6 separate regions of the Homo sapiens genome follow, and all the other regions are linked to region 1. Evidence: chromatin loops called from intact Hi-C (ENCODE). Cell type or tissue: PC-9. All regions are shown on one strand. Region 1 holds the start of LOC101927712 (a long non-coding RNA gene). Region 2 overlaps COL4A2 (collagen type IV alpha 2 chain). Region 3 overlaps MYO16 (myosin XVI). Region 4 overlaps COL4A1 (collagen type IV alpha 1 chain). Region 5 overlaps MYO16 (myosin XVI). Region 6 holds the start of LOC124903267 (small nucleolar RNA U13).

The links. A loop is a pair of places that touch in the nucleus more often than their neighbours do. Peaks named below come from ENCODE experiments on the same cell type or tissue, not always from the same donor. Only the 100,000 strongest peaks of a DNase experiment are listed, where the experiment ranks them.
Region 2: a loop joins it to region 1, with 13 times the contacts of the local background. A loop is called at or near these places in 3 of 110 quality-filtered maps.
Region 3: a loop joins it to region 1, with 11 times the contacts of the local background. A loop is called at or near these places in 13 of 110 quality-filtered maps.
Region 4: it touches region 1 in a loop (3-fold over the local background); 3 of 110 quality-filtered maps call a loop at or near these places.
Region 5: a loop joins it to region 1, with 18 times the contacts of the local background. A loop is called at or near these places in 2 of 110 quality-filtered maps.
Region 6: a loop joins it to region 1, with 4 times the contacts of the local background. A loop is called at or near these places in 4 of 110 quality-filtered maps.

What each region holds. Positions count from the first base shown.
Region 1 is chr13:110,135,741-110,139,740 of GRCh38, forward strand. It overlaps LOC101927712 (a long non-coding RNA gene), which reads right to left and starts at 2,874. Exons shown (of 3, transcript XR_931726.3): 1 at 2,396-2,874. RefSeq lists enhancers at 611-1,225, 1,226-1,840 and a silencer at 2,769-2,848. In PC-9, CTCF peaks have their summits at 2,075 (motif pointing left) and 2,279; DNase peaks (open chromatin) are centred at 2,301 and 2,901; H3K4me3 peaks cover 2,193 bases; H3K27ac peaks cover 3,638 bases.
Region 2 is chr13:110,442,619-110,446,618 of GRCh38, forward strand. COL4A2 (collagen type IV alpha 2 chain) reads left to right here. Exons shown (of 48, transcript NM_001846.4): 17 at 3,211-3,264. Among named protein-coding and RNA genes, the nearest start is that of COL4A2-AS2, 19 kb to the right of the region's middle. RefSeq lists enhancers at 1,875-1,924, 1,995-2,184, 3,349-3,849, 3,850-4,000. In PC-9, a CTCF peak has its summit at 1,938; DNase peaks (open chromatin) are centred at 913, 1,843 and 3,543; H3K27ac peaks cover 102 bases.
Region 3 is chr13:108,960,119-108,964,118 of GRCh38, forward strand. It overlaps MYO16 (myosin XVI), which reads left to right. Exons shown (of 35, transcript NM_001198950.3): 18 at 1,421-1,538; 19 at 2,306-2,377. Among named protein-coding and RNA genes, the nearest start is that of MYO16-AS2, 140 kb to the right of the region's middle. In PC-9, a CTCF peak has its summit at 1,597 (motif pointing right); a DNase peak (open chromatin) is centred at 1,623; H3K27ac peaks cover 1,290 bases.
Region 4 is chr13:110,207,708-110,211,707 of GRCh38, forward strand. COL4A1 (collagen type IV alpha 1 chain) reads right to left here. Exons shown (of 52, transcript NM_001845.6): 8 at 3,940-3,966; 9 at 2,422-2,505; 10 at 2,273-2,335; 11 at 1,685-1,720; 12 at 1,142-1,183. Among named protein-coding and RNA genes, the nearest start is that of LINC03082, 81 kb to the left of the region's middle. In PC-9, no CTCF peak of the experiment used is centred here; a DNase peak (open chromatin) is centred at 2,444; H3K27ac peaks cover 1,740 bases.
Region 5 is chr13:108,913,253-108,917,252 of GRCh38, forward strand. All of the region lies in intron 16 of MYO16 (myosin XVI), which reads left to right. Among named protein-coding and RNA genes, the nearest start is that of MYO16-AS2, 190 kb to the right of the region's middle. RefSeq lists an enhancer at 2,554-2,683. In PC-9, CTCF peaks have their summits at 2,071 (motif pointing right) and 2,271; DNase peaks (open chromatin) are centred at 2,059 and 2,619; H3K4me3 peaks cover 1,425 bases; H3K27ac peaks cover 2,770 bases.
Region 6 is chr13:110,410,546-110,414,545 of GRCh38, forward strand. All of the region lies in intron 4 of COL4A2 (collagen type IV alpha 2 chain), which reads left to right. It overlaps LOC124903267 (small nucleolar RNA U13), which reads left to right and starts at 3,660; the gene lies at 3,660-3,761. RefSeq lists a silencer at 1,657-1,951. In PC-9, CTCF peaks have their summits at 1,910 (motif pointing left) and 2,115; a DNase peak (open chromatin) is centred at 1,786; H3K27ac peaks cover 1,705 bases.

The sequences.
Region 1 (4,000 bases):
TAATTTCAGGTATTATGAAATATTATTTATACTCAGCAGTATTCTAAAATGTGTCTTCTAGACAGTATTATTTAATGTATCAATAAAGAAATATGTATATTACTATGTTGATAATTTTTTAAATATTTTGATAAGTGCATTTTAATATAGTTTTCTTTATAATACTACGTATTTTAGCACATGCCTTTTTAAAATAAACATTTTTTTCTAAAAAGATTTCCATAGGCTCTGTTGAATTGCCACAACATACAGAACAAACAAACAAACAAGAACTCTGGGCTGGAGGGACATGAAGCAGGCATAGCCTTTCTTTGCATCTTTCTCCTTCCTCCTCCTCCCATCCTACTCCTCCCGGCTGGGGACCAGGCAGGGGCAAGGGAGAAGGGACCAGCCTTTTACAGCTGAACTGTGGAAGTAAAGGCCCTCCCCACACTGCCCTGAGCCTTCTGTGGTCCCCAGGCATTCTCGGGGTGAGGGTGAGGGGGTCTGCAGATGAGTTTTCCCCAGGCCCTCCACCCTGGAGAGCCCTCAAACTTCTCTCTCCATTCTCGCTTCACACCCTGCCCCCCTGTGAACCCTGAATATCTGAGAAAGGTATCAGTCAATTTAGGAATTTTACTTTGCCAGAGTTAAGGATGCACGCCTGTGACACAGCCTCAGGAGCTCCTGATGGTGTGTGCCCAAGGTGGCTGGGGAGACATAAGACATCAATCAATACATGTAAGATGAATATTGGTTCCATCCAGAAAGGGAGGACAACTCGAAGCAGGGAGGGGGCTTCCAGGTCACAGGTAGGTGAGAGACAAATGGTCACACTCTTTTGAGTTTCTGATGAGCCTTTCCAAAATGGGAGGCAGGTTTGCCCTAAGCAGTTCCCAGCCTGACTTTTCCCATTAGCTTAGTGACTTGGGGGCCCCAAGATTAATTTTCCTTTCACACCCCAAAGCATACCTCATAGCTTTCCCCAGAGAAGACTCTTTGTGGAGAGAGCCAGGAGAGCTCAAGCCAAGCTCTCTCCCACAGGCCCCAGACAAAGCTCACAGCCCCGGGCCCCCACAAAGCTGTGGGTGTGCCTTGCTCCGCCAGCTCTGAACTGCCCCCTCAGATGGGTGTGGGGGGTGCGAGCAGAATCCAGCCAGGGCTAGAGACACCCGCAAAGTCTGAGATGTTCCTGTGGCCGTGGGGTGTGGAGACAGGGAACTTGGCAAGGAAGATGTCCCCTCCCAGAGGGGAAAGCACAGGACCCCTGCAGACTGGAGTCTCCTGCCTCCTCCCCCACTCTCTCCTCCTCTCTTCTTCCAGAGGGGTGCAGCCTGGAGAGAGCTGGGTTGGCTGACAGAGCTGGGCTCTTTCAGCAGGACAGGAACCCTGCCCCCAACTGCTGGCAGCTCTCTTCAGAATATGCGGCGCTGTGGCCTCTTTTGCTTTAGCTGGGGCTCTAATTAGGAATTTGGACAATGGGGAAAGTCCCAGCCAATGTGTCCTGTTACCCCAGCAAAGCTGAGAAAACCACCCTCACAGGACTCCCCTGCCGTATTGCTTCTGAGGGCAATTCCCCTCACCACGTTCGCAACTTCAGTTCCTTAACGTGTTCCAGGAGCACTCACCCTCCATGCAACAAGGTGAGGCTGCCAATCCTTCCTATACTAGATACATGTGTGGCAGTAGCTGTTAACAGTGACATGGGGGAAGGCACAGGGCGCTAGAGGTTGAATTTCTTTAAGTACCAAGGAGGGCTTCTTTCTTTAGGAAGAAACCGCCCAACGACAGTAAGGACGCATACAGTGCCACGGATGCTCATTTGTAATTCCTTAAAAATGTGAGTTCTCATTGTATTTTTACTGTTATAATTCATATTTGCAAACTCTGGTGAAAGGCTTCATTTAGTATATTTGGAATAATTCTCCATCCACTTTCTTTCCAACACAGTTAGTTACCCGTTTAAAAAAAAAAAAAAAATGCATTGACCTGGCCACAGATCCTAATTAGCACCTAGTAACCTGCTTCAGGTTAACCTTGTTAAACACTGAATTAAAAAGGGCAATGCTGCTATAAATTGCACCTAAGCCATTCTGCAGAGGTGGAACTTCACAATCAGGGGACCCTGGTGCCACCTGCAGTCTGTCCTGGGAACGCGTCACAGATAGCAAGCCGTCCACCCACGTACAAATACACACTGTTGCATGGAGTGTCTAGCGAAGACTGCTTCAAAACCAGTCTGCAGAATTTCCTCATTTACATCGGAAAAATGAATATCCCTTAAGGCGGAGCTCCGCCTAGGTACATTTGGTGCGGAACTTGCCCCAAGCAGCAAGTCGTGGGGAAATGTGAAACCAGCAAGAACTGCCCCCAGGGAAATTGAAGATAAAACACAAAACCGAATTTAAAAAGTCACCTGCTGCTCCATTTCAAACTGGAAGTCTAAAAAAGGCATTTCCTGACGCTGGCGAGTGACTCAGTGTCACCGTGACTCAGCCGCGCCCGGTTGCCCACGAGGCGGGAGGGGGAGGCAGATGCTGCGGGCGGCGCGGGGAGCCGAGCCCGCGCGCTGCTATTTCGGGCAAGTCTGCGGCGAGCAGGGCCCGCAGTCCACGCGCACTCAGGAAGTACAAATAGGGCGTGCATCAGAGGAAGCGCTCCCCACGCAGAGGCTGTGGGAAAGTGATTCAGCGCTGCTAGAATCCCCCTCTCCCGCGCCCTTCGCAGCGCAGCCAGGGAGGGAGGGAGCGCGCCAGAGCCTCCTGCAGGTGCGCGCGGGGCAGGCGGGCGGGCGGGCGGCGCGCGCGCCCAGGGGGCCCAGGTGACCGCCTTCCGCGCGCACACAGCCGGCCAGGGCGCACCCGGAAGCCCGTTACCCAAAGGCAAGGCTTGTTCCAGCCTAAAGCAAACTCATCCACACAACGTCGCTAGCGAGTTCCGTTTCCCTGTTTCTGGGAATTTGTGACTGTCAAAACAAACGTTCAGGTGACCATTGCCCTAAACCGCACTGACGAAAGGGCTAAGGACCAGGGAAGGAGCTGGTATGAAAGGCTGTGAGTTCACAGGGTGCCACGTGCAGGGTTGGAGAGACCCCAGCCCCATCAGATCTCCTCTCTCCAGAAGCACCCTCCCTCTCCATCCCTCCAGAGGCCGGGGCCATGTGTCCACCCATGTGGAGGTGTAAGGAGAGCCAGAGGGAGAGGTTCCCACGTGGACCCAATGGCGAAAAGTCTTGCAGTCAAAATCACTTAGAAACATTCTGCGCAGAGCTGGCTGAGTGTTGGGTGACCAGGTGATTGATGCTCAGGCGTTAAGGGAACAATGGGCTGTCCTCTGCATGCTTTCAGAGCTGGAGGGGCCTTGCCACCGGCAGAAGCAGAAAGATCATTTAAGCAGCACCCTGAACAATGAGTGTTTTCAGAAAGTTATCGAACAGGCTTGTGAAATATTTTTCTCTTGATGTCTTTAAAAGATATTTTCACTTCTCCCGCGTGATTCAGGGTGGTTTGGAAGTGGGAGAAGAAGGAGGCTTGAGATGTTGAAGTTCACTGCAAAGTCCCTCCTTCAGGACTCTAATTATTAAATATTTTCTCTATATATACCTTGTCTATCCAAATGATCATGAACCTGGGATGGAGGATAGGATTTATTACCTTGTCTCCTCCCAAGGGGTCCAGAGAAAGCCATGTGAAATGAGGGGATGATTAATAAACATTAGATTGACTGATGACCTCCACAGTATGTGAAATTGTCTTTTATCAAAGCAGCAGGGAGACATAGTAGAGTCAGACAGGTATAACTCAAATGATCAGAAGGATAAGGATCAGAAGCTTCTGAGAACACGACTTGAAAACATCTCTTAAATCTGGAATAACAAAGGTTAAAGAAGATATGAATTATGAAAAGAATGATCTTAACAAAACCTCAGATACTTAAAAATTACTCTAGGGGACACCTTTTAATATTGCAGAGAGATCATCTTAGGCCCAATAAAACTAAATGCTATTTTTGCATCATGGGA
Region 2 (4,000 bases), 310 kb after region 1:
GGTTGCCTGTCATCCCCACTGAGATTGTCAGAACTTCTATTAGTTCCAGCCTTTTCTAAAAAGGAATGGAGACGTAGCATTTATGAATTTGGTTATATTCAATTTTCTGATAAATTAGAGATGGTTTCGTCTCCTCTTTCTAGGGGAAACATATCTTTAGTAACTGAGCAAATGCTGTCCACAGTGTTATTTTATAATTTTGAAATAACTCCACAGAGTTATTTTATAATTTTGAAATAACTCCACAGAGTTATTTTAAAAAGTGTTCGTTGAGACCTAGTCTCCTTTGAGGAATACATGCCACACCAACACGCGTCGTGTTGTGGGAAGTCCCCCCTCAATAGGACCATTGTCCTCTATGAGGACTGTCCAGGACTTCAGGGATGTTGCATTTGCACAGGCTGCAGTGTCGATGACTTGGACTCACCAGATGCAGCCTCAGTGTTCCCTGTGGCTGTGTGTAGGTTTCCTCTGCAAAGCTTGAAGTGGCAGACATGACCTCAGATTGAGTTCTTTTATGGAACTCTCACTGTCTTTAGTCTTTTATACTAAATCGCATCTCATTTGCAGGCTGGCAGGGTTTCTTTGCAGAGGCGCCTCTTTCAAGAGGCACATGCGTTCTATTTAGCCTAACAGGTGCTCCCTCGGCCACTGCAATGAAAAGGGTACAACAGGCAAATGAAGAACAGAAAGATAACAGGCCAGTTCACACCACGAGAGACAGCAGACTGCTTTTAAGCTTTAGAAACATGCATCTCCCTAAAAAAGCCTAGCCATACATTCTTTTCATCTGTTTGTGTCAGCTAGTCCCTGAGGACTTCTGCCCAAGGACTTTCCTTACTCCAGTTATTTCCACCCTTGAAAAACATAAAATCAACCTTGTACTTCTAAAATTGCATAATCAGAACTTCCTATGAATCATATATATGACCTCACTGAATTCAAATGAGTGATAAGTTATTAGATTTGGGGGAGGGCCGGGGAGAAAGGAGGTTGCAGTTTCAAAGCCCTTCACAGTTATCCATTCTAAAATAGTGATCTGCATGTCAGTCTCCTGACCTCAGCTTTCCCTAAGGGTGGGCTCTGTGGTGAGCTTGCTAGCAGGAGTACAGACCTTGCCTGGAAGCGGGGTCTCAGGGAGCCCGGCGGAGCCTCCACTGGGTCCTTCCCGGGGTGGTTGCCAGCCTGACTCTGGGAGCGCCTGGGTGATTCCTCCTTGGCCATCCCTGCGCCTCCCCGACCCTGTTGTGTTTGCCACTGAGAAACAGAGAGGAAAAAGTTTTGATCGTCATTTTGACTTAGGGTTCCCGCCTATCTGGGTTTCACTGCCAGTGGTCTCAGATGAACCCTGAGGGTGCATTTTCTCCTTAAGTCGTGCATAACCCTCAGCCTCCCCCGAGTCAGTTGACCTGTTGACCTGCCGCTGGGAACTCCCCTGGAAAGTTTTAGCTCATTGCTTTGGCTCTTGGGGTTCCAGCTGCCTCAGAGGAATCCTGAGTGCTTCTTAAGTTGTCCCCCTTCCCCAATGGGTTTTCTATAATGCCCAGTGCATTTCAGATGGTTCAAAGTGCCCATGCTGTCTTGGACCCTTCAGCAGAGATGGCAACACGTGGTGTCTGGGGTGCTTGTTTTGTTTGCTGAGGATGCCACAGCATAGGTGTGTGATGCTCGTGGCCCAGAGTGAAGCTCAGATTTGACAAATTCCAGGGCACCCTCTGAGCTGGCCAGTCTGTGGCTGTGCTCACAGCTCCCACTGAGTGTCCAGCTGCCAGCTCCTGTCATGCCAGGTACTTGAGGATTCCTAGCTTAGCTTATGACGTGGCCTCTAAACAGGACCTCATTTTTAAAATCACAGAAGTTTGTCTTTACTTTTGAGTCTTCAGCTCCACCTAGCGTGAGAGAAAGTCCGGGTCCAAACCACAGGACCACAACAACACACACAAAGTGAAGCCCGTCTCAATTCAGTCTAAACAACATGACTTTCAGCACACCTGCTCCTGGGTGTCAAGATAACCTCGAAAGTAATCAGAGAATGGACCTTTCTTATACCTGTGGCATCTGGCATTCTGAATTTTGAGAGCTGAACCATGCATGTTCTTTAAAAGAGGGAATACATTGCTAGATTTTTAGAGAGCTTTACTCTTCTGTCCAGATACCTCATGATATGACTCAATGATAAACTTTTTCTTTCAAAAAATGTTCAAGGGAATGAGAAAACAAAACTTAGTGTTATAGTTGTTTTCTATTTTTGAAACAGGGTCTTGCTGTGTTGCCCAGGCTGGAGTATGGTGGTACCATCACAGCTCACTGCAACCTCAAACTCCTGGGTTCAAGCGATCCTCCCACCTCAGCCTCCCAAGTAGCTGGGACTGCAGGTGCCTGCCACCATGCCCGGTTACATTATGTATTTTTTGTAGAGGCAGGGTTTCACTATGTTTCCCAAGCTGGTCTCAGACTTCTGGGCTCAAGTGATCCTCCCACCTTGGCTTCCCGAAGTGCTGGGATTACAGGCATGAGCCACCATACCCAGCAGAGATTTTTTTTAATGAAGAGAAAAAACTCTAACTTAAGAAACCTTAATGCGTCTATTTTGGTACTAAATGAAGATTTTCAAAACCTACCCTGGGAGAGAGTTTCAACAGTTGGTTCAGGTTGTCAACACCTGACCCCACGATCAATCATAAAAGCAACCCGACACTCATATCTTCTGTAGGAGAAGAGGTGCCCAGCATCCTCCGCAAATGATCCCTGCTGAAAAGGGGAACCTGCACCTAGGGCAGCCTCCAGCCCTAATGACTCACGTGGAGGAAACGTGGGGTTAGAAGAACAGATTGTACAACACCACGGGGGTGAGACTGACTGCAGCCCACCACAAAGAACATCTGCAGCACAGATGACCCAGTGTCTTCAACAACCACAAAATGATACTAAAAACATAGAAAGGAAGAAGGGACTATTGTGAATTAAGTGAGAATTCAGAGGCATAGCATCCAAGTGTTATATTTGGACTTTTTTGGCTCCTGGTTCTAGCAAAGCAACCTTAAAAAGACATTTTTGAGACCCAAGTCAGGGAAAATTGAGCACAGACTGGGTTAATACATGACTTTAATAAACTGTTGTTCATTTTGTGAGATATAATAATGCCATTGCAGTCCCTTTTTGGAGTTATACATCAGAGACAAAAATTAAAAGCAAATATCTTTCTTGCAGGGAAGCCGAGGCCTGGATGGCTATCAAGGGCCTGATGGACCCCGGGGACCCAAGGTGAGCCCGTTTCTCATGTCTTTGCCACTTATGGTGTCTCGCCCACCCTGGCTGGCCTTACTCCCCTCTTGATGGTGTCCTGTGGAGGCATCCCCTGCCCTAAAAAGTACAAGATCCCCAAATACACGGCCTCTGACACTGGACAGACGAGGTGGATGGTGACCTACGAGCCACGTGTGCTCCCTGCCAGGGAGAAGGGTGCCACCTGCCACTCAGGGCCACGTAGGGGTGCGCTCAGGCACAGAGGAAGCCAGCAGCCCTGGGGAAGGCAGGCCTTGTAGTAACAAGAGGGTGCGGTGCCCCTGGTTTCCAAGGGAGGATGTGGCTTGTGTGAGTAATTCCTGGGCTTGCAGGGAGGGGAGACCATTAGGTGGAAGACCAGGTGGGTGCTGCTGGTCTAGCTGAGAGGGGAACGCACCCGTGGGGAACCTGGGTGGGGGCACATCTGGAGAGGACTTCTGAGCCGGGTGAGGCTCAAAGAGGTGAAGGTGGTGCGCGGGATGCTGCCTTATGACAAATGCTGCCTTACGACACAGATGGCGCTCCACGGGGGTCCTGCGGCCGCATCATCTCCCAGCCCACCCTCGCCAGGCGGCTCGGCTATCACTACCCAAAATGTAATAGTCTGAACTACAGAAAGCACAGTCTCCTGGCATTCGACAAGGATTTCAAAATGAGATGAGCCCCTGCCTGTCTTGTTCTCTTTGGGCACCTGTGGCTGGTGGCTGGGATGCCA
Region 3 (4,000 bases), 1.2 Mb before region 1:
TCAAAAACATTAGCTGGACACTATTTTTTGCCTGTAGTCCCAGCTACTCAAGAGGCTGAAGTGGGAGGATCACTTGAGCCCGGGAGGTCAAGGCCGTAGTAAGTTATGATTGCGCCACTACACTCCAGCCTGGGCAACAGAGTGAAACCCTGTCTCAAAAAAAAAAAAAAAGGAAAAAAAATAAGTTGACAAGTAGTTAAGAAATTTGAGAGGCTTGAATAATGCCATTTTATACAGCATAAGTAAATTAAATTTGAAAAACAAATTTATGATTTAGGGGTTAACCAAAAACATTTTTATATGTATATCACTTTCATAAAATATTATTATACCTGAAAATTAGAGATCATTCTTTTCAATGCTCTCACTTTAAAATTGGTAAAATCATACCTTATTATGAAAACTACAAGCTCTGGGGAAAATCACGGAAGTCTCAAGAAGTGTATTGTTTCCACTGTGTATTTATAAAGCACATCAGCATTGTTCTTAGAACCGCTTCCACAGTAGTTAGGGAAGGAGTTTTTGTTCTCAAATTACAGATTAGGAGACTGAGAACAGAACAGGCTATGCCACTTGCCCTTCACGGGGCTCAACCTGTTTTACTGTTGATATCATCATGCTAAATATTTGACATTCTAGAAAAGTACAGTTTAACTTGCAGCTTTTTCTTGATTTTTCATTCTTGCCAAAAAATGACTATCCAAAATCAAATTTAAGGTCTCATTTTTTTTATGCAGCGTTCCAGATTCTCTTTCAGCATTCTCTTACTTCCTGCTACCCTCTGCTCAAAGATAGCTCTTGCCAACATCCATTTTTTTCTGTTTTCCTTAAAATACCTTAAAAAACAATTAGCATTTTTTGAGTCTAGGCACAGTTGTTTTCATTAGGCCTCCTTTAGTTTTTCCAGGAGAAGTAAACAATTCTGTAATCATCGTGTTAATTTATCTCATAAGAGAGATAGCGAAGAAATGAACACCATGATGTAGGTTCTTGAATGAAGCGGCCACAGCAACTGCAAAGTCTAAATAGCGTCCAACGTGAGCCTGGAGAGGAGGGGGAGTGAAGTCTAACCTTACAAGTGAAGCCCAGCCAGTCAAACCCTAAGCACACAATTATTCATTTTTGTTATTACAATTATCTACAAGCTGTTAATTTATATCAGAATATTATTTCCTGACTCTCTTATATTTCAGGAACAGGAACATTGATTTAGAGAAAATATGTTTTGAATTATGAGGTTTTGATGTTGAGGTAGAGACTGGTAGTTTTCTTGCCATATCGAACATTTGGGATCTGCAAACTCCCAACCTCATTAATAGGGTCATCATTTTTGTAACTTACTTTTAGATATTTAAAAATTTTGCCTTTTAATCTTTCTTCTAAGCACCCTATTCATTCTCTCTGTTTGTAAAATGCATAGGAGGTGGAGAATCTGTTCGTAATTCTAGCAGCAATATTGCACCTTGGAGACATTCGGTTTACTGCCCTGAATGAGGGGAACTCCGCCTTCGTTTCTGACCTCCAGCTCCTGGAACAAGGTCAGTGGAACATGACCTTCTGACATTAACCACATTGATGTGCAATTTTGTAGATCTACCAGTAGATGGCGACATAGTACAGAAAAGCCAGTTGGCTTAAACCCTTTCCTCTATAGTAGAATTCAGTGAGGGGGGGAAATTGTCTACTTTGTTTTTTCTTAAAATCTGTTGTGGAAATGAGTAGCAAGATGTACTTTTATGTTCTCATTCTGTGCACCACATTAGCAACACTGATTCTTTAGCACATACTTGTTGTTTATTTATATTGTTCTAAGTACCCTTCACCCCACTACCCAGTGTATTTTGGGAGCATGTTATTAGCTCAACATTTTAAACAGAATGTAATTAATTCCCTTTCAAAGATCTTGCCAAAAATCTCTCTCTTTGAAGTTGCCTCGTTAGTCGCTCCCAGATTTTTAAAAAATACCTTAAAACCACAGATTGTCAGGAAACAACATATCTTCACCTATATCAAAGAGATTTAACCAGGTACCTGGAAAAAAACAATTCCATACCATCTGTGAGGACAGGGAGGAAAAACATCCGCTGTGATTTAATGCACAGAACTGTAAGAACTCATTAATATTTTGATTACTGTAAGATGTTTCTCTAGTTGAATTTGACAATTACAGTGGTAATGACTTTTTAAAATACTCATGTTTTGTAATGTGCCTATATAAAACTTATCAATTATGGCCATAAAATTCAATGTTCTTGGTATCAAAAAATATACTAACTTTATGTTTATAATGCTGATTTAATTTTAGTGGCTGGAATGTTACAAGTATCAACAGATGAATTGGCATCTGCCTTAACAACTGATATTCAATATTTTAAAGGTAATTTTTTTATGCTCTAACATCTTTGTGCAATTTAGAATCAAATATGAAAATTAAATACAGTTTGACTTGTCCCCACTTAGTGAAACTATTTCTATGAATTGAATGCCAAATGAGGAAAGCATTCTGAGCCTGTTTGGTCATTTGACATGACTATAGTGTAGACTCTTTATGCTCCTGAGAGACCATTTTGCCTAACTGGTCACCCTTTCTAGATAATCTGTCACCTTAGAAAAACAAAACCATCAATCCAAGAGGGTTTCTTCAAAGAAAATATTGGATCCATTTGCATGTGTGGTGCCATGCTGCACTCTTCAATGAAGGACCAACCTTTTCCTGCTACCTCATTGGTTAGAACAGCTGTCATTTATTGGACATATATAAACTGATAGGCATTGTGCCAAGTCCTATAAAAATTGTAGTGTTTGAATTCTCACAGATTGCTCTGATGTGGGCATTACTATTTCCATTTTAACAGAGGGGAAAACTAAAATTCAAATAAGTTAAATAACTTTGAACCTCAAATCACTAGTAAGTGACATGTTTGGAATTAGAATCTAGCGCTGTCTGACTCCCAGATGACATGCTTAATCTCTATGCTACATGCATCTCTACTCAGTGAACAAAGAGAGTGGTTTTCCCACATGATCTTCAAGTACTCACTCTAAATGATGGCCTTACTATTTTCCTCTTTATTGTGATTGTGAGAACTCACCATTCATCTAATCTTTTTTCTCTAAATCGCTACTATTCTTTCTCTATGGCCTTTTGGGCCTATGTGCATGTATTTAGGTAGGTGAGTCATTATTCCTGCCTCACTTCTACTCTCAGAATATCCCCAAACGTAATGAATCTCCCCATTGTTCACTCAGTTGCCCAAAAGTTATACTTGATAGCTCTTTCTCTTCTACCTCCTCCATGCATAGGTCAGACACACGCCATAAATATCTCCCATTCCTACTGCCTTCCCTTCATTTTCATCAGCACTGCTGAATTTATCATTCTTTCCCTGCCTTACAGCAAGACACTCCTGGTTCCTCTTTTATCTCACCTTATCTCAACTTGCCCTCCTTCCACACTACTTCTGAAATAATCTTTCTGAAATGCAATAGGCATTTCAGGAATAAGGCCAACAGTCTTTCAAAGATACACCAGCTCATCACTTTAGATGGCTTAGGAGGCCCCACTGGCACCCTTGCCTCCAGCCACACTAAGCATCTTGAAGACATTGTTCTTCTTCGCACCTTCTTTTGAGAAACATTGAGCTCACTATTAGTATCTATGATTTCCTCTGCTTACACCACCCTCACTTGCTACCACCACCCTGTGGGTGACCCACCTGCCCTCCTCAGTCACATGGCTCTAGGAACGTCAATTTCACAATGTCATAAATGGCCACACCCACTTTCACTGCCCCTTCCCCTTGTGTTGTTCCATCTCGATGGCCTTGAACTTGCAGCTCTCTGACTACATTTTCCGCCAGTATCAGTAGGTATCCTTCCTCACCCGTGCTTCTAACAGATTGGAAACACCTCAACCCGCATTGCACGTGGACCCCGCCCTGTTCCTAGTCTCCTGCTCTGCCTGAGACGCAATGGTCAGCAAGTTTGGCCAAGGCCATAG
Region 4 (4,000 bases), 72 kb after region 1:
TATGGGTGGCCACTAGCTCAGGAATAACCATGGAATCTGAACACCTGCAAGACACCTCCGGACTTGCGTGCCCCTGTATAGTGTATACTGGCTTCTGATGGCACGGAGGAAAGGAATACAAACTACCTAATAGAGCTTGAGAAAAAAGAAGGCATTTTAGGTAATCCCAGAATAAGACAACCATCAAGAGTCTCCCTCCTCGGGCATCCTAACTGCCGGGTACGCCTAAAAATTACAACTGCATACATTTCAGAGTCACTATATTTCAAAGTTTATGAAAAGACTGGGCCAAAATCTTGGGTGGCAAGCAGAGGCCACCTGCACATCCAGATCCATCCAGGCCCCACTGTATTGGGCGCTCTGGTTGTAATTGCCTCCACCAGCTTGGATGTCAGAGGAGAATCTGGCCTTCCACAGGCTGGCTACAGCAATGGCAGGCATCCCTTCTTAGCCAGTGCCTGCTTCATTGGTCTGATCCAGGGAAACTCCTGGAGAGGATCAGGGACCCACCACTTGCCTCCTCTCTGCAGGATGAAGCCACCTGCTGTGTGGTCTGTGCCCTCCCGGCTCCACACTGCATCTCCTCCCACACCCACTTGGTCCTGGACCTGCCCACCTCTGAGAAGAGAGGCCGGTGGTGCGGGGCCACTGCCAACCGTGCTAGTCCTAATTCTCCTGGTGGTGGCCCTGGACATGCCCGCCTCTGAGAAGAGAGGCCGGTGGTGAGGGGCCGCTGCCCACCGTGCTACTCCCAATTTCCTGGCGGTGGACTCCCGCTCTGCAGGGCTTACAGGGTTACTCATCTAATGGTCAAGTCCTAAATTTGACTCATAAATCCTAGGTCTGACCTCATCACTGACGAAGAAGAGTTTGAACTCTTTGTACAGATAATTGGAGTTAGTCTCGTTGTTCTCTGCTTGTCAGATCACAGAGCACTTCCATAAATTCTAGCGTACTGAATAAGCTAGAATAAATTCAATAATGCTGGCATTTTAAGGAAAACACTAACTACCAAATGCAAGAACATGCAGAGAAGAGTAACTATACTTGTAAGAGTCCAGACATTGATCCAAAGGTGGGAACTGTCAGGTGAGGACTGTGGTTTTCAACATGAAAGCACTCCAGAGCAATATGCACTCACCTTGTCACCTTTTGGTCCTTGAAAACTTAAGCCCATTTGTCCCTGTGGATTAAAAATTAGGCTCTCATTATTAGATTTGTCTACTTCGTTCAAAGTCATTCTACAAACCTCACACAAAATGCAATAAGATGGTAGATTTCAGGCAATAGCTTTGTCCCATAACTCTCATAAAATTTTCTGGAAAGTAACGATCATGCTGAATTCAATGTCTATGAAAAAGTTTTTAAAGTATGACTGATCAAAAATTCCAAAGACCTTTTTAAAAATTTACAGTTTTTAAACTCTTGCATTAGAAAACTAAGGGAAATATCAGTGTGATTCCAAAGTATTGACTAAGGGATGGATGAAAGAAAAGATCAATATATTGATAGATAATCAATAGATAATAAATGATATATGATAGATACTTAAAGGTATAGTTAGATATAGTGTTAATTTTCCAACTTTTTTTTAGAGACTGAAAGAATAAGAAGAGTGAGCTATAGCAATTTCATGATAGCCTTATACTAATGCCAAAGAACAAAAAATGAAAAGAACTTTTACCTTTTCACCTGGAGGGCCGGGAGGGCCTGGGGGACCCTGGGAGAGACAGCATTTTAATTAAATAGGATTCAGAACTCTAGGGAGCTTTAAGCCCTTCTTCAGGCTGACGTTATCTTAAGATTCTCTGGTCAACATGATAATTTATTTGTGAAATATTTTTCCTGGGCTTCCCCTCCCTCCCCACTCCTAGCAGGTGCAGGACCCTCAGGTGTGACCATACCAATACCAATCCATCTCCCCTGCTCCCTGGTGAAGTCACCTGGGGCACAGCCTGTCTGTCCATCTTTGAACTCACTCCCACAGGCTGTGACTATCAGCAGTACCCCGCCAGCCCCTTCAACCATGACTGCATTATTTGTTTCAGGGTATCAGTTTATGGTACTATCATCATCCCTTTCCCACAGCTCTGGGTATATGGGTACCGGGATGCCAGCCAAACGTTTAGTAAGAGGGAAGCTGATTCCGCCATGTCCAAATTAAGAGCGACCACAACTGTGTAAAGTTTTTACTAAATTATTATTTATTTTCAAACCTCAATATAGTTGTTTTTTAAATGATTGCCTCGGAGAGACAGCCCCCAAAACTTACTGGTGGTCCGGTAAATCCTGGAGGCCCAACAGGACCTTGAAGCCCTGGCAGTCCTGGTGGGCCCTAGAATGCATGAGAAAGAAATGAGTTCAGATGCGAACTGGGAGGGTGAGGTGGCACATGTTCATAATGATTCAGCAAATGCTTACTGGAGTCCCTGGGATTCCGGGAAATCCTCTTTCACCTTTCAACAGCATCCCGGGCACATGGCCAAGTATCTCACCTGGATCACCCTAGAGGATGAAGAAAGAAAATAGAAAGTTGCAAATATCGACATTCATGTAAAGAAGCTGAAAACTCTTTGATAGTTGGCATATATTAGTGTTACAGGACTAGCCTAAGTCTGGGATTTAGACCCCGTCTACACTGGAAATCAATAGCCTGGCCATCTCTCCCATCATGATTGCCGTCTTAATGGCCAGCGTTAACCACTGCCTGGTCAACTGAGCCGCAGCCGGGACTGAATGTAGAGACGGCAAAGCAAAGGGGTCTGCCACACTGCCCGAGGACCACCCCCAACTCTAGACAAGGGCCCTTGTCTCTGGTTGAAAGACTACTGCGTGACCACAGGCTCTCCTCACAAAACAAGAATTCTCTTTTGAGAAAAGGCTCAGGATGAATACTTTTATAAAAGCACGGCGTAATGGTAAATTTTATCTGCCAACTTGGCTAGGCCACATTATTGGGTTAAACACCAGACCAGATGTTTCTGTGAAGGGATTTTTAAAATGAGCTTAACACTTAAATCAGTAGACTCTGAATAAGGCAAATGGCCCTCCATAATGCTGGTGGGCCTCATCCCATCAGTTGAAGGTCTTACAGGATAAAAGACTGACCTCCCTGGAGGAAGAGGGAATTCTGCCCACACACCACCTTCAGACCCAAGACTACAACTCCACCCCTTCTCTGGTGTCTGGCCTGCCCACCTCACTCTGCAGGTTTTGAGTTTGCCGGCCCCCACAATCATGAGAACCAATGCTTTAGAAGCAGTTTCTCCTCTCTCTGGCCACACACACACATGCTCCTGGTTCTGTGTCTCTGGAGCATGCTAACACACAGGGCTATTATGAGGATCTATTTCCTACGTGTTCTGAATCACAGGAGCGAGCACAGGGACTCTCACCTTCATCCAGGTAAGCAGTTATCTCTACTGCAGCTGCTGAGACCTGTAAGCCTCCCTTTGACAAGGCTGATCCCAACATCCAGATGCCCGAGGTCCCCGCCCTGTGCCCAAGCACAGCCGACACATTACATGACTGCACAGTCTGAGGTCGGGCTGATGCCAGCAGCCGAGCCCCAAGACATCAACACCCCGCCTGGGAAAAGCTGCCCCAGGTTCCCTCCTGGGAAGTCTGAGAGGCACCCAGGGAGCCCCATTCTCCCATCTGCCTCCCCAGTTTGGGTGAAGTGAGCCTTCGCCACCACACCAGGCCTCCTTCCGCTGCTTATTCCCCATTAAGAAGCTGTGCCAAGTGTCTGAACGTTAGAGTCTGAGATCTGAGTTTGTGGGTTACTTGTACAGTCTTTTCATGTAACAGAGTTTAGGGAAGTGTGTTCAGAAACAATCGATCAGCCAAAGTGGTTTAAAGAGAATGTGCTTCTATGGCACTTGTTGTAAACAGATTCCCTGTAATGAATCCAATAAAGCAAAATAAAATAAAATGTACCTTCATCCCTGGTAAGCCTGGTGGTCCCTAAAAAAGAAAGTTTTGGTGTTAGTTTTGTTTT
Region 5 (4,000 bases), 1.2 Mb before region 1:
ATTCATGAATACATCAGTTGGAGCATTTGTACAATGACAATTTCACAGGAAAACTTTAACGGTAAAGCAAGCTGTTTTTCAAGTTATAACATAGTATGTATACAGTATTTTTTGTTGTTTATGTTATACAGGTCTTCTCACATTTATAATGTTGGTGGATCTTCTCACTTTTGCAATGTCGGTTGGGTTTGAGAAGTTCATATTTGTTTAATGTTTAAATTTAGGTTGGTATCTAATCTTTATTTGGTAATTATGAGTATTAAGTTCCATAGTTTTGGAAACTGTTTGGCTTGTTCACAATTAGAAATGTAAACCTGAATTTGCGAGCTTTCTAACCTTTCACAAACTGATGGTCTTCTGAATCCCTTCCTTAAAATTGGTACCCATAGGTAAAGGATATTGCTATTTGTAAAATGCTCAATACCATATGTTAAAGCAAACTAAATATGGCTGGAGGAGGACTCCGTGCTTCTGTATTTGAGTCCTTGTGGACGAACTATAACCTAGCTTAATAGGCAGACAAGACTGAAAACCCAACTTAGGTGTATGTGCCTGTAACAATAGCTGAGTCTTGGCCAATCCCAGCGGCCATACTTCAACCACTGATAGACTGCTGAGTGTTCAGTTGTTCAAATAGAGCAAACACCAACCTGTAACCAATCCAGCTGTTTCTATACCTCACTGCCGATTTCTTTATGGCACTTCCCTTTTTTTGTCTATAAATTTGTTCTGACCACGAGGCATCCCTGGAGTCTCTCTGAATCTGCTGTGATTCTGGGGGCTGCCTGATTCTACATATATGTAGTATATCTACTATTATTAAGTAGATAATTATATCTACTATTGTTAATAATTAGTGTATTTACTATTGTTAATATATGTATTATATATACTATATTATATGTAGTATATCTACTATTATTAAGTAGATAATTATATCTACTATTGTTAATAATTACTGTATCTACTATTGTTAATATATGTATTATATTTACTATATTATATGTAGTATATCTACTATTATTAAGAATGGCATTATTATTGTCACATCTTCTTGTCTGATGTTTTTCAAAATAATATTGCTATTCCTATGATGTAGAATAAACCAGCCTACATGTGACCACATGAACACAGCATCTCTTTGCTCACTCACTTATCCCACAGTGTAGCTTTTAGTGGAATTTGGATGAAGTACACTAAGTCCTAAAGCAAACACTACAAAACTTACAAGCCTTCTTCCTTCAAATTCATTCTCTCTCTTCTTCCTTCATAGCAACTCACTAGATACATGAATCAAAATAAAATATACATGCATCAGTAACTGTGAGCTAAAGGCATATTCAATACTTATCGTATCTTATGTGATTAGACCTCCAGAGAGAAGAAAACATTGCTGTAATTCCCTTTTTTTTCTTTTATTTGCTCTGTCGCCCAGGCTGGAGTGCAGTGGTGCTATCTTGGCTCACTGCAACCTCTGCCTCCCTGGCTCAAGCGATTCTCCTGTATCGGCCTCCTGAATAGCTGGGATTACAGGTACATGACACCCCATCTGGCTGATTTTTGTATTTTTAGTAGGGACGGGGTTTCACCATGTTGGCCAGGCTGGTCTTGAACTCCTGACCTCAAGTGATCCACCTGCTTCAGCCTCCCAAAGTGCTGGGATCACAAGCATGAACCACTGCGCCCGACCTGTAATTTGGTTTTATCATTAAAGCTACAAAAGTGCTGTTTAGCTTTGACTCTGTTTTTAGAACTAAAAATGTTGAAAGTATCACATGAAAATTTATGGAGGTTTATTTCAGCATAAAATGAATGTAAAACTACTTTCCTGTTTGTAACATAGGAATGATATCTAGAAACAGCAGATAGGACGTGTGCCTAACTTTAGAATATAAGTGATACAGATATAGACATCACCTCCTAAGGCTTAGCTGCATGAAAACAGTATTTATAACACTTTGCATAAGCATCTTCCTCCACAGATTATTAAAACAACAAGAAAAAAAGTCTGTAGGTTTCTATATTTTGAGCTGTGGCAGTAAGACTGCACGGATCTGGAATTCCACAAGATGGCGAGCTCTCCATAAAGTCAGACGAGAAAAACAAAACAAAACAAAAATCCAAACCAAGAAATTAAAATAAAAACAGAAAAATGAAGAAACACAAACACAAATGCTTGTTACCAAAAGTTTCTTTTTCACTTACGGTTCTTCCTATATTGACTGCTTCCCCCTAACCCCCTCACCAGCAGCTGTTTGTTTTACAAGGGCTATTTCAATTTTTCTTACCCTTTGTATATTATACAAACGTTACATTTGGGGAACGAATGTAATTTCTGCTTTTGGGAATTGAGATTTAATGAAAGCCAGAAATAGTCATTCATTGTTTATCTTCAGCATACTTTAAATAGCTTAGATGGGTTTAGTCCCAGAAAAGCTAGGTTCCTAAATCCAAAAAGTTATTCTGAATCTCTTTTTGTATTGATTAATGGTGGAAATGATTGTGGTGCTGCAGGATAACATTTGTGAGTAAAGGTCAAATTTTGAATGCTAAGTTGAAAACAAGCAGTGTTTGACTCAGAGCATGTGACCTGTTTCTAACCCATGTGGCCATGAAAGGAAAAGCTGAGTCACCGCGCGCTTGAACTTGTGATCCTGCTGGGAGCCGTACCTGTCACGGGGAAGCCACGGCAAGCAGCTCCCGTGAAGGTTTGGTTTCTGCTAAGGGCTTATTATGAACAGGGAACCTAATCTGAGAGTGTCACATAATGTTTAAAAAGAGGTAAGGGAAAACTTAAATACTATTTGGAGGTGAGTCTTCATAATTATGTGCTATAATAAGCTGTTTACTTAGTAAGTAGCTTGAAGGTGCTCCCAAGACAAAAGTTCAAGACAGGAGGTGCTTTCACCAGATTCTCACAGACTCCATTATTAATAACCTAAGTGACAGTCACAGTCATGATCAGCACAGTTCATGGGGCACTTCCCATGTGCCAGGCACTCTCTGAAGTGTTTGTTCACTCACTGAATCCTCACCCGCAGCTAAGCAGAGGGTGCAAGGCTGTGTCTGTATTGTATAGTGAGATGTCACCCAGTAGCCAAGATCTGAATCCAGGCCCTGCTGAATTTATGCCTAAATTGTCTCCACAACAATGCTGCCTACAAAATGGCAATACTGTCTTTATCTCCTCGTGTCACTGAGATTTTAAGGCAAATGAAAGAGAAAGCACAAAGTCAAAGTCTGCATGTCTGTCTTTATTTTGCATTGCTGAAGCAAAACTAACTTACGACGTTCTAGGGATTGCCACCTCTAATGACTATAAAAACAAACTACGCTAGGTCTTTATTTTAATCTAGAAGATCATAAAAATTTTAGAACTAACAGAGCTTTTGTTACCCTAGGTGGACAGTGTAGCCATTATATGAGTGTTAGACTACCTGTGTAAGTTAGCAAGGACATTTCACTTTGAAATGAGAATGAGAGGAATTGGGTCAGTGGCTTCCGTCCTGCCTTCTGTTCTTGATGTTATATATAATAAATCAGAAGCCAGATATGTCACTTGTTCAAGGATATTTAGCTGGAATATTTGGTAAATGACAGAGGTGGATTTCAAACTAAGGTACGTTTGGTTTCAAATTTCTGTTCATTGGAACTTCTTGATTGGTAGTGTTAGATTCCCAACTCTAACACATTTAAAGAAAAAAGAAAAAGGGGGAGTGTTGAGATGAGGGCGTAGCTGAAGAGAGCGGAGGTTATGTTTGCCCCAGGAATGTGAGATGCAGAAACTCGAATGTGAGATGCAGAAACTCAAATGCGGCTTCTCTCTGTCACACTCATGCACATGGCACATGCACGCACGCACACACACACATCAGTTTTACTTTGTATGTGTTTTCTAACACAGAAGAGAACGTGACCACGTGCTGCCCTAGGCCCCCTAACTTAAGAGCAACTCGTCTCTCTGCCAAAAGGCCATCTTGGTGGCTCAGCCCAGGTCTTA
Region 6 (4,000 bases), 270 kb after region 1:
GTACATGACCCCCAGCACCTGTTCTTTTTCTCCCGTAGCTTTCCTTTTCTTCTTGGCGTCAAATTCGAAGCCACTTTCATACCCTTTTGTTTTCTTCACGACAAAATATGTTACTGATGTTACTGTTATATCAGCTTGGTTTGTTCAGAAATCAAAACAGTGACATCTTTCTTCCATCTGGTGGAAAGATCATCAGAACCCAGCTAGGTGGTATCAGTGAATATTTCCATTTCCCAAATAAAGAAACTGAGGCTCAGGGAAGGGCAGTGACTTGCCTGTGGTCATAGAACTGGCAGAGCTGGGATTCAACCCCGGTAGCACTTCAAATCTGGTACTCTTCCTTCTTGACTGCACGGGGCTCCAAATCACGTGAATCTGTGTTTAACTGATCAGTGTTAAATCACTTCGGTTTGTTCACAAACCAAATGGCCACCATTCTGCCCTTTTCTCCTCTCAGCTGCCTTCTTCTCGATGCTCTTAAGCCCTCACTCACGGCCTGTGGGGTTACTGCAGGGACTTCTACCACCGTCTCCCACGTCCCATCTCAGCTCCTATCTGTGGTCAGCACCCAGGCCTCCCTACAGGTCTTCTCAGCCACGACAGCCTTCTCCCAAGGAACCTGGGCCTCTGCGAAGCGGCCTCCTGATTCCCCACAACTCCCCTGGAACACAAAGCTCGTCTTCTCCAAGGTCCAGCTAAACCCTGCTTCAGAATATGCTTAAACAGCCAACCTTTTTAGCATGCAGAACTCCACAGCTGTTTAGAAAATCTTCCTAATGCAGCCTGTTTTCAACAACGAATCTGTTCAGAGAAGGTAGAGAAAGCATAGGTTATGTCTAAATATTTCCCTGGAGTGTGTTACTACTTCAGAGTATTAGCCTGCAGCTCCAGGGGCCTCCTCTGCATACCTTTTGACCAGCATTGCTAAAAAGTAACAGAAATGGCTTGTTTGGGTTTCACCTTCTTTTTCTACCCATCACTCTTTAGCAGGGAGGGGGATTAATGAGCCGTGAAATGGCTACATTTGAGCAGGGTAGGGTTAAAGCAGAGAAGCCATGTTCTTAAATCACCTCTGCAGGACTGTGGCTGGCTTGGTTTTGTACGGATTTCCATGAACCCCAGGCATACATTGTTTATTTTTGTAGACAATTTGTCCATCTGCTTTTGGCTTAATTATCGCTTCAGGAAGATCAGTGGAAAAGATGTATTCAGAGTCCAAGGTCATGTCTGTTCCTCAAGGGAAGTCTGTGTGGATGACAATGCCCTATGGAACTCTTTTGAAAAGCCCCATATGACTCTTCTCTTTCATATACCAGCCAAATGGCCCAAACCTCTCTGTGCCTCAGTTTCCTCACCATAAAATGGGTACAATGACAGTACCTACCTCGTAGAGGTTTGTGAGGACTACATAGGCTGACTGTTGGAAAGTGCTCCGAACAGTGAACAGTCTAGAGTAAAAATGTCAGCTGCTGTTCTAGCTTAGTCCCAACCAGGGGTCAAAGCTAATAACCTGAAACACTCTCTTGTGGACCCTCTGCAATGGGCTGGGCCTAACAGGTCCGCCAATACACAAATTTGGAACACTTTCCTTTAAGCAAGTCAAAGGGAAGGGAATTGTCCAACCAATCAGTGATTGAGTTTGTTCCACCACCCTGTAGAAAGGAAAATGGAATTCGATGTGCTCTTTCGACATCTTTGGAACTCTGCAGTCAGGACTTTCCCCATGGGAGGTGAGCTCCCCGTGACAAATGAGGGAGCTGCCCTCTCTCCCACTGAGATGAGTCATTGTAACCCAAAACAATCTCAAAATCTTTGACATCACTGCCGCTTGCAAATCTGTGCCTCCAGCCAAGGGCCGGTGGATGCTACTGCCTGCCACCTCGTGTTCACCACCAGAACTGCACGTCACTCCGAATCTGCTGACCTCATACCCTGGCATAGAAACAGTAAAAAGACCAAACAAAAACGTGTCTTTTTTGGACCCAAGGTTGAAATCTGATTTTAAAACAGAGACATTCAGTAAGCATTAAACATCTTCCTTTTATAGCTTTCTCACAGACCTACATTGACAAACTCACCCCTTCCCTCCATAACCTTTACGCCCCTGAGTCACAGTAGTTGCCCTGAATTGCTTACGCAGGTCTGGCTTATCACCGACAGTTGTCCTCAAAACACTTGGTTCAAATGTTACCAGAACTAAATTTGGAGGAGGGAGTCCTGGCATTCCAGAGCCCTTGCCTCATTTTCTAGCGCGATCCCAGCAGATGGTCTGATGTATCTCATCAGATGCTGAGCGCGGGCCTCACTGGCCCAGCCCTCCTTTCCACAAGTCTGGTGGTCTCCTTTTTTATGACTCCACTTGAGAGGCCTGGGAAACATTCTCCCTGATAATGCAGGTGATAAAACCAGATCATCTGGTGGAACGAACAATCAGAAATTCCACTGGGCGGGCACAGGGCTTGGAGAAGAGTTGAGATTGCGGATGATGTTTTCCGGTAGATGAAGGTGACTGAAGGAATTGAATGGAGGGTGGAGGGGACTAAAGGAGAGGGTGAAGTCCTCCACAGCATGACCCACTGCTGCTCGGCATCAGAAATTGGGAAGTCATTATAATGGTCAGAAACGTGGTCTAAAAATAGAAGATTCCATGTGGGAAGAACATGAATTTCGGAGCCAGGCAGAGGGGGTAAATAGCAGTGCCATAACGCATGTGTTTAACAGACAGCACATGGAGTGTGTTCTGTGTGTCAAATCCTGCAAGAGATGCCGGGGACAGAGTGTGAATGAGGCATGGTCCCTACCTCCAAGGGCCTCGCGGTCTCACGTGAAATGTGGGTACAGAGATGTAGTATGGCAGTGCCCTGCAGTGTGCCATGGGGAAGAAGCCCCGGCCGCCTCCTCCAGTTGTGAGGAGGGGAAGATGCCCCCAGAGAGCCCATGCTTGAGTCACATCCTCTAGTGACCCTGAGAGCCTCAGGCAGCGAGGGCTGCGTGTGCCATGGCCCTGAGGTTCCAGAGAAACTGGCCCAACCGCTAGGCACTCAGTTAGACTGGAGAGTGCAGTGCACTGTGCCAGCGTGGGAAGGGGTGTGCCAGGGCAGTGGGGGACAAAAAAACGCAAAGGCTATGGCGGGGTGGCTCGCAGAGCCTGCAGAGCTGACACAGTGGCTTGGGGGCAAGGCAGACAGGTCTCTCAGAGGCCCCCTTACCTTTGCTTCACAAATGAGACATGAGCCAGCAGTGCTTGGCGGTGGTGAGCAGCCGGGACTGTGATGTGGGACCCTCAGCATGTGGGACCCTCAGGGCTTGGGGAACGGTATTGCTGCATGCAGAGCACCACTGGGTCCAGGTGCTGTGGGTGAGAGGCTCATCTCTCTGGGCTGCCCCCTCACCTGTCTACGTGAGAATTAGACACACTCCATGGCTCCCAAACCTGCCTGTGAATCTTAAGTGCTTGGGGGCCTTGCTGAAAACATCAACTCCTGACTGGGCAGTGGCTCATGCCTGTAACCCCAGCACTTTGGGAGGCTGAGGCAGGAGGATGACTTGAGCCCGGGAGTTTGAGGCTGCAGTGAGCTATGACTGTGCCACTGCAGTCCAGCCGGGCAACAGCAAAACCCTGACTCAAAAGATATGTATTCCATATATATAAATTCCCTGTCCTTTTGTGGGTCATCAGCATGATGCTGGGGCGTTCACACTCGTGTGAGACATGCCTCTCTCAAACCTTGTTAAGATGTCAGCACATGACCCATCTCACATGAAAAAATTAAAAAGAAAAAAACAAGGAAAAAGAAAAATACATATATAAATTCTTCCCAGGCTCCTTCCCTTGACTCCCAAACTGCTAGACCAGAAAATTCACAAGGTCTGAGACTCCCCGTTGTTGGTACTTTGGCGGCCAGCCCAGGCCAGTCCTGGGACAGGGACCACTTCAGAACGATCACCCGGAACCCTGTTAAAATCCAGGACAGGAGAGGGCCCAAGTGCCCTGCCTGAT